Linked DNA regions of Homo sapiens: region 2 is linked to region 1. A link is an interaction called in ENCODE POLR2A ChIA-PET data of the cell type or tissue named here. Cell type or tissue: PC-9. All regions are shown on one strand.

Region 1 (5,000 bases):
TTTAAAGTTTTATTCCTTTACACACTTTAGGAATTCTATTTTTCTTTTTGCATGTGGATCCTTTGCCCTCTTTTTTTTAACCTAAGTTATCCCCTTGCTCAAAGCTTTTAATACCCCTTCCTCCAGTCTCTGTCTGATACTCAATGCCTTCTACAGCATAATCCTATAATGATACAAAGGGGAAAGAGTCAGTTGGAAAAGTCTTATACTTCTCCCTTTTCTTTCTTGGAACATAGGCATTATGCCTTGATGTGCAATAGTCAGTTTGTGCTACAAGCAGCTTCTCAATTATGTCTCCTCCTACGTTCCTGTGCAAGAGGAGGCTGGATCTAGGCATTCTAAAATGGTAGAATGCAAATTGCATTTATTTCTAAAGGTTCATTTTCGAGGCAGCTCTGAGTCCATAATGTTTATGAAACCCCTTCGTAGTGGAGCTCTAAAGACCTATTAAAGATACAAAACTTTTTGAGGTCCTTGGAGACCTGTGTGTTTGGAACAGAGATCTGTTTTATTGCCAGATTATGGAGCTAAGATACAGGGAGAGTGAAAGGCATGTCTCTAAATTATATGCATGTCAGTGGAGATGTTACAAATCACCTCCCAGCTGATTGGTCTCCAGCTTGATAGTTCCATTCTCCAAACCTAATCTTAAATGCACTATTACACAGTTACAGTCTTGATGCATATGGATGTTTTAGGGCTTTCTGGGGATTATCTATGTTGGGTCTGAGCAAAATTTTGTGATACAGATAAATGTTACTCCTACTAGGCCATTGATGGGGAGTTAGAGATTTGTTAGTGTGGATGAGATGATCAATTGTGATAGACCCTGGATGGATGTGATTGTGTGTTCTTACTGGAATGAAGGCTGGACAGTCAGTAAGAGAAGACTCAAGCTCAAGTAAGACTGAGCATCACAACAATGTCCCTTGAAGGAGTCTTTTATTTTGTCCCATATTTGACATTTTTTCTTGGCTGCGATTTCAATGCCTTTTAAGGGAAAGCACAGAAAATATAATTTCTTTTCTTTCTCTTTTTAGGATCTTCATTGAGACATTTTCTTTAAAACAAAAGTCAGATTAACCAAAGAAAAGCAAACAGAAGTTTATTAATGCATGTTGTACTCATTACATGGCAGAGGCCTCAGTTCAGAAGTATTTCTCTCTCAAGGCAATGACTTAGGGGCCTTGCTTAAACAGTATTTTAACAAACAGCCATAAATACTATATAGTGACAAGCCTAAGAAGAGAGTAACTTTAGGCTTCCAAAAGGTAGGAAAATGTGGGAAGGTAAATTTTTGGGAAGAGAAGAGCCTGCTCCTGGGTCCTCTCGTGCTGCTTTCTGTGAGTTCTGTTTCTGATCTGATACAGGCAGAGGAGGGACAGAGTGTGCCCATGTGTTTAATTTTTTTTAGGTCCACAATTCCCAGTATTTTAGAGAGGATGATTTTGTTTTTCCTTAACTTTCTTAGGTATCATGGCAGAGGTTGAGTACACAGGCTTCCCTGTCCTGCCTTACAAGTTCTTGCTGGCCTGTGCTTCCCCAACTTCTTCAACCCACCAATACCATCCTTTCCTACCTCAAATAAGAAAAAAACTACCTTGTCTTGTTTCACAAGGAAACTTACGTCCTAGTACCAGTTACTCAGAATCACTTGCAGAAAACAAAAAAACATTATCTAGTTCCTAGATAACATGGGGAGGCTTAATCATTCAGTTTCCTCATGAGATATATATGTATGTTCTCCATTTAAAATAGGTGATTATTTCTATTTTGCCTCATTTAAGCTATGTGGTCTATATTGCCCCTTAAGGGCCAAGGCAGAAAAGAAATGGGGGGATGGAGCCATTTATCTCAAGGGACATCCATTTGTTTTGAATCCTTAAAGTCCCAGTGCTAAGGATTCTGAAAATGTTCTTGATATGGGAAACCTCCAGGCTCTAGCCTTCTCTTGCAGAATCAGCCAGAAGCCTGGGAAAATCTGAGAGGGAAGGATGAAAATAAAGGAAGGATGACTACTGCAGAGGCATGCAATGTTTTTTGGGTTTTTTTTTTTTTTTTTTTTTTTTGTGGTTGACATAATAAAACATCAGGAACAAGAAACACGGCACACAACCCATGATGGAGACACCAAAAAGCCCCAAATTGGGGCATTCCCCATTCCTGACTATGGAATTTAGTATTTAAGAGTCTCACAATCCCCAAGGTTCCACAGTGTAATCCTTATTATTGGATCCAGGAGTTGGCAGTTGTTTCCCTTTTGTTTACAGATCAGTTATTCCATCCATGGCCTCAGGGATGTGAGTAATCCTGTAACAAAGAATTCTGGGAGTGGTTAAAAGTCATGGCTGGCCAACATTTCAATAAGCTTGAGGTGCCTTCAGCGAAGGGCAGGGCATAGACCAGTGGGCTTCTAAAAGGCCAGGCAGAAGAATCCAAGGGATCTGAGTCTTCATTCTCTGGAGCGACTGCTGATTACAAGCACATGGCACAGAATTGTGACGGGACCCCTGGGGACAGGTCTTGAATGAATCCCTTTTATACTTCTCTCCACAGTTTATGACATCTAGGTTTAGGAAAGCAGAGTGTAGATGGGAAATGTTAGAAAAAGCACAGGATGCTCTTTTTTTTTGGAGTGTTTTAGATACTTTACTTGAGAATGCTGCACTGTAAAAGCCAAGCCAGGCCAGTGAACTAGAAGATAAAATTTCCTCTTTCTTTGTTCATTGCATCTCATGCAGAAGTGCTGCTGTCTTGAAGTCTGGCATAGGCTCTGCTCTATATGGCCTTGCTCTGCTCAGAGGGCATTGGCTATAAATGGAAAGGGGTGTGGGAAGTTTAGAAAAAGCTCACTGGGTTGATATTTCTTTCACAATCCTTTGTTTAAGTCCTAGCCAAGAAAACCCCTGGAGGAAGGGCAGGGGACCTAAAGGTAATGGGCTCTGCAAAGAACCAAATGTGCAGTTATTCTTTTTGACTTGCTGTGGGCATTAGGGCTGTCAGCCAAACTCCTGGAGGCCTTGGAAGAGAAAGTAGTTCTAAAGCTCTGTTTCTCCTTAATCTGTCTCAACAAAAAAAAAAAGAAAGAAAAGAAAAAGCCTGACATTCAAATTGTAAAAACTTTTTCTCAGCTTCAACTGGGGGAGAGTAAAGAAGGTTAAAAGTCAGCATTCATTCCATTCTTGAATGTTAAGAACATCTTTACAATCCTGCTGAGAGCAAGCACAAATGGATCTTAAAGGTCACATATGTTAGCAGTCTGATGTTGACATAAAGGCAGCCAATTTTGATAGCTTTACAGATGGCTCCTGGTTGACATTCCTACCCAGATTCTCCATGAACTGTTCTAGACCTGAAAAGCCTATGACAGAATGGGAAGGGGACCGTGGAATGAGAAAGGAGGCATAAAGCTTTGTGCCTGCTCTAGGCTTCCAGGCCCCAGTTCTCCCATAGAACTTTCAGCAAAACCAGGGCAAGACCTTCCATAACAGTGCATTATACTACATTTAATTTCCATTATAGTGTTTCAATGTATACAATGCTATGTGTGTAAGTTTTAATCTATACACTAGGACAAGTACCCCAATCAAGAATATATAATTCAGGGTTAGATAGTTAGCATTTTAAATACCTGAATTAAGAATTCACACACCAGAGAAAGTTAACAGAGAGGAGCTTTAAATAATTCTACTTTAATCTGCCTTAGAGAGTTGATTATTTTTCATAAGGAATGGTAGAAGTCCTTGATGGCCTAGACAAAATAGGCAGCTCAGCTCTTGTATTAATGGAAGAAAGGACCTGGCTGGATAATATCCTAGGCTTGGAATTTGTACTGGTCTTGTGCAAGGCCACCTATAGATAATTCTGCCCTGACTCTGATTAGATTAACAGAATCCTGACACTAAGGTAGTATCGAATATGCCTCAGACGAGCTTTTCATGTAGGTCCTTCCTGGAATGCCTAAACCTCAGAACTCACCAGTTCATAGTGTTAGAGTGGGTAGCTAAGCAGACATGAGCAGGGCAGGAGATGGTACCCCCTCCCCAGGAATGTCAGGTGACCATCACGTGATGGTCAGCGGGTTGTTAAACTGTCTGTCTAAAACAATAATTGGTCGAAGCTGGCACTAGGGAAAGGCAAACTCTCAGTAGGTGGAAAACACCTGATGCTGGTTATCAGCGGCTTCCTAATAAGATCTCAGGAGTTGGGTGAGCAGCCTCAGCATGTACACTAAGAGGCAAAATGGCAGAGTTTAACTGGTATATGAACTTCCTTTAGGAACACTGGACTGGTAAGGGAAAAAATACCTCAAATGAGCATGTGCACAACTTCAGTAAACACATACACATTTCACACGTAGCGCCTCCTAAGTGCTGGCAGGCCACTGTGCGTGCATCCTGCCTGCCCCAAGGAAAACTCAAGGGAGGAGACACACAAACCCTGGAACCATTCCAATGTGTAAAAACTCCATGTCAAGGGTCTGACTGGGTACTTGGATCTCTCAAGTCATCTGCTTGACTCTCTTCCAAGTTTACTTTACTTCCTTTTGTTCCTACTCAAAAACTTGAAAAAAAATGTTCACTCCTGCTCTAAAACTTGCCTTGGTCTTTCCTTCTGTCTTGTGCCTCTCAGCTGAAATTTTTCCTCCAAGGAGGCAAGAATCATGTTTGCTACAGACCTGTTGGATTCACCACTGCTAATGATAGAACAGATTATATGACACTTTTGTGCCTGCTTACTACTAAATGTTATGTAAATATGCCAGAATTCGTTCTAAGTTTCATTTATTATATCTTATCATTTAATATGTATAAACCCAGGTTAGGGGTACAAATGGAGGCCCACATACCATAGCTTTAAAGGTTTAAAATTATAAATCAAGTTGGCAAACTTTAAATTATGTTTTTCCTTCTACCTTGACAACACTGAAACACTATTTATTAATGTCATCTGAGAAGAAGAATGTAATAAATTGACTAAGTTGCCTTTTCTCTTAGTGA
Region 2 (5,000 bases), 790 kb after region 1:
AACTCTGGACTGGGTTTATCTTATTACTTTCTTTCTAGTCTCTTAAGTTAAAAACTTAATTATTTTCCATCGTCTTTGTGCTCTAATAAATGCCACTGAAAGATATAAACTTTCCTCTGAATATTGCTTTCTTTGCAGTTATGGTAAGTTAGCACTCCCATCATTTATTTCTAATAGTGATATGTTCTATTATGATGACATTTTAACTTCAGTTATTTAGGGTAAATTTTTTTAAATTTTCAAATAGATAATTTAATTTTGCTTTCCTCAATATTCTTTAGACAATTATTTATAATTTTGAATTTTCTTGAACCGTGGTCAGTAAATATGGCCTGCAGGATGTATGCTATTATCCTTTATGGTCTAAACGATGGTCTTTTTTTTAATATTCCATGTGCATTTCGGGAAAAAAGTATGTTGTCTATTGAATGTGTATGTAAATTAGATCAATCTAGTTAATTGTGTTATTGAAGAATTCTGCCTCTCTACATTTTTCTACTTGGTCAGTGGATTTGTAATTGTCAACTTCACCTTTAATTTCTATTGGTCCTGTTTTAAGTAGTTTGAAGCTATGTTGTTGAATCATAACATGTCCATAAAATATCTTCTTGATGGAATGGAATATATATACATTTTTCTTTTTTTTGGAGACAGTCTTGCTCTGTCGCCCAGGCTGGAGTGCAGTGGCACGACCTCGCCTCACTGCAAGCTCCGCCTCCCAGGTTCACGCCAGTCTCCTGCCTCAGCCTCCCAAGTAGCTAGGGCTACAGGCGCCTACCACCACACCCAGCTAATTTTTTTGTATTTTTAGTAGAGGCGGGGTTTCATCGTGTTAGCCAGGATGGTCTCGATCTCCTGACCTCGTGATCCTCCCACTTTGGCCTCCCAAAGTGCTGGGATTACAGGCGTGAGCCACTGCACCTGGCCAATGGAATATATTTTTAAGCAACATAAAAGTAACTGTTTGTTCCTTTGAAAATAATTTTCCCTGAATAATACTGATTTATTGTTAAAACTACATTCCTACAACAGGTGCTGGAGAGGATGTGGAGAAACAGGAACACTTTTACACTGTTGGTGGGACTGTAAACTAGTTCAACCATTGTGGAAGTCAGTGTGGCGATTCCTCAGGGATCTAGAACTAGAAATACCATTTGACCCAGCCATCCCATTACTGGGTATATACCCAAAGGATTATAAGTCATGCTGCTATACAGACACAAGCACATGTATGTTTATTGCGGCACTATTCACAATAGCAAAGACTTGGAACCAACCCAAATGCCCAACAATGATAGACTGGATTAAGAAAATGTGGCACATATACACCATGGAATACTATGCAGCCATAAAAAATGATGAGTTCATGTCCTTTGTAGGGACATGGATGAAGCTGGAAACTATCATTGCCAGCAAACTATCGCAAGGACAAAAAACCAAACACCGCATGTTCTCACTCATAGGTGGGAATGGAACAATGAGAACACATGGACACAGGAAGGGGAACATCACACACCGGGGACTGTTGTGGGGTAGGAGGAAGGGGGAGGGATAGCATTAGGAGATATACCTAATGCTAAATGACGAGTTAATGGGTGCAGCACACCAACATGGCGTATGTATACATATGTAACAAACCTGCACGTTGTGCACATGTACCCTAAAACTTAAAGTATAACAATAATAAAATTTTTTAAAAAAATCCTTTTATAGTATCTGTTATATTTTTTCCTGACTTTATTTCAAAACTTCTGTATTTTGTTCTAGACTATGTCTTTTGAAAACACATTTGTAGCCCACTGAATTTGCTCTCCTAATATTCTTTGTCTTTTTTTATTGGGTTGTTTAGGGGACTTTTGTTCAATGCATAAGATAAGAGCTTTTTAAATTATTAGACAAACCCTTTGTCATCTGCTTAAACATTTTTTTTCTAAATCTTTCATATGTTCACTTATTAATTTGTTTATGGTGTTTTTGCTACATAAAGGATTTTTATTTGTATAAAGTTAAAAATACATAGCTATTTTTTATGGCATAAGGATTACCAGCCTTGGTGAATAAGGTCATCTTTCCCCTAAATTTTAAACGTTCTTCTAGATTTCCTTGAAAATTTCCAATTGTTTTGATGTTGCGATTACTTAATTATTCCATCTGGAATTTATGGACTAAAACAGAAGTCTATTTTTATTTTATTGCAATTGTTAATCAGTTAAGATAGTACAACATATTACGGCATCACTAAATATGATTTCTTACAGAATTGATCTACCAACTTTGTCATATATAAAATTTCTGGAATCTATTTCTATATTAATTATTCCATTTTAATGATAATTTGTCTCTTTCTAGGATAATAGTGACTGTGACATGTTTTGATTTCTGGTAAGTTAAGTCTTCCTTACTATTCTTTTTTTTTCACATTTGGTTGACTATTCCATGGCTTTCATGTTTCTATATAAATTTCCAGATTATTTTGTTTAAACACAAATAAATCCCTGTTGGAATTCTAATTGGAACTGCATTTTAGTTATACATTAATTTGATGAGGGATTAATATTTTTATGATATATAACCTTCCCATTCAAGAATATAAAATGTTCTATTCACTATTTCTATATCAACTTTTTTTCATTCCCACATATGGATGAGAATATGAGATATTTGTCTTTCTTTGTCTGGCTTATTTCATTTAACGTGATGTCCTCCAGTTCCATCCATGTTGCTGCAAGTGACAGGATTTCATTCTTTTTATGGCTGAGTATTGTTCCATTGTGTGTGTGTGTATATATATATACACATACATATATGTGTATATATATATGCACACACACAATACTTTCTTCATTCATTGTTGGACACTTTGATTCCATATGTCAGCTATTATCATTAATGCTGCAATCATCATGGGAATGCAGATACCTCTTCAACATACTGACTTTGCTATTTAATTTATATTTATTTGTATTGAAATCTTGTTCATTTATTTTTTTAATTTGTAATATATTCATGTGGGACAGAATTCAAAATGTACAAAAGGAAGAGTTATCTTAAAAGATTATGAAGTATATGACTGATTTATGAACTCACCAATAATGAACAGCGAAAACACATGGATAAACAATTTGTAAAAGAAGAAAAAAAATGACATGTCTTTCCATTTGTTTAAATTTTCATTTTAATAAAAATTTGTTTTCTCAAATAATTTGTAATCTTCACTGTCATTTCCTGAAACTTTTCTATCATCTGCATAATGAGTTAATGGGGATATGATAAGAAAATCTTGAATGGTGGCACCAGTATCTATGACTCCTCCCTGAGGATGAAGTTTGGCTTTGGTTTATTATTTTGGAAAGGAGAAGGAGCTCCAAAAGTTATCACTTAGTCTTTTCTAACTCAGTGACCATGACCTACATGGAAAAAAGAGCTAAAATAGGATATCTGCTTTTGCTGAGTATACTATTCCAACTATAAGTTCAGGAACTGAGAAAATAACCACAGAACAGGTTTGTGGAGTCACTAGGCCCTTGTAAGATAGACATGGACACGAAGTCCATTTTCCTCTGATTTATGGAAAATAGTAGCTATGCAGGCCTTTAGAGATTATCAATAGTTCAGAGCCAGTATTAATATTCTCAGAGAAGTCTTTGTACTTCCTTTTCCCAGAGCACAATTATCCTGATAAATGGCCACTTGATCCTTTTAGGTAAGACTAGGGGAAAGATCTCTAGCATGTAATCTGATGTTATGGTTAGGTCTTTCCTCAGCAAGACTCAGTCCCTCTTTAATTCTAAGAATGAATACACCTGAGTATGGAAAATGAGAGAGGACCATAACCCAAGTCTGGGAATTGGGGGAGTAAATTTAGGCCTCTGTTCATAAGACCAAGGGATTTCTTGGCTATACAGATAAAGTATGACTTAGTGGGTGATCCAAATGTAATAGTTACAGGAACCTGAAGGCCAAATAGTTACCACCAAAACCCAAACCCCCAAGGGTAACCCACAATCAATACACAGAGCCCATCAGGAAAATCCTCTTGTTGATCCTCAGGAAGATGATTCTGAGAAGCATCTTCATGCTCTTTAAATGTTCTGGGTAGGACTGAGTCCACTTGCTCATGAGATGACCTCAATAATGTCCCTTATATTGACTTTTCTTTCTCTCATAATCTCTCTAGTCCCTCATTTCTGCTATCTAGAATTTATCTCCTAGTCTACCAATGTACAAGTTCTTATCCCTGGCCCTGTAAATTGCTAATTACAGTATTTTAACAATTAACAATGTACTCTACACGTACACAAAAGTCACTAATGCAGGAAAGAATACAATCATTAGTTTTCAATTTTTTTAGGCAATCTAGGAACAAGATGTTAAAATTCATCACAATATTACAAAACAAGTAGAACCACAACAACTGCCTGGAAATTGGTCTTGGTTTTATTTTTAAGGTTGAAAGTCAAATAAAAATAAAAAATTAGGCCAAGTACGGTGCTCACAACTGTAATCCCAGTACTTTGGGAGGCCAAGAGAGGAGGATCACTTGAGGTCAGGCATTCAAGATCAGCCTGGGTAACAGAGAAAGACCCCATGTCCACAAAATAATTTTTTTTTTAATTAACCAAGAGTGGTGGCACACGTCTATAGTCCTAGCTACTGGAAAGACTGAGGCAGGAGGATCGCCTGACCCCAGGACTTTGAGGCTGCAGTGAGCTATGATCCTACCACTGCACTTCAGCCTGGGCAACAGAGCAAGACCAAGAAAAGAAGAAAAACAGAAAAGAAAAGAAAAGAGAGGAGAGGAGAGGAAAGGAAAGGAAAGGAAAAGAGGTGAGAGGAGAGGAGGAGGAGGAGGAGAGGAGAGGAGAGGAGAAGAGGAGGAGGAGAAGAAGGAGAGGGGAGGAGAGGAAAGGAAAGGAAAAGAGGTGAGAGGAGAGGAGAGGAGAGGAGGAAGAGGAGGAGGAGAGGAGAGAGGAGGAGGAGGAGATGAGAGGAGGAAAAGA

What was found. ChIA-PET counts read pairs that join two places held together with the same protein. Peaks named below come from ENCODE experiments on the same cell type or tissue, not always from the same donor. Only the 100,000 strongest peaks of a DNase experiment are listed, where the experiment ranks them.
Region 2: POLR2A ChIA-PET joins it to region 1 with 5 read pairs; 3 of 35 experiments call an interaction of 5 or more read pairs at or near these places.

What each region holds. Positions count from the first base shown.
Region 1 is chr2:188,627,189-188,632,188 of GRCh38, forward strand. No RefSeq gene overlaps it. Among named protein-coding and RNA genes, the nearest start is that of DIRC1, 160 kb to the right of the region's middle. In PC-9, no CTCF peak of the experiment used is centred here; a DNase peak (open chromatin) is centred at 2,313.
Region 2 is chr2:189,415,033-189,420,032 of GRCh38, forward strand. It overlaps a transcript of COL5A2 not described here. Among named protein-coding and RNA genes, the nearest start is that of WDR75, 24 kb to the right of the region's middle. In PC-9, no CTCF peak of the experiment used is centred here; no DNase peak of the experiment used is centred here.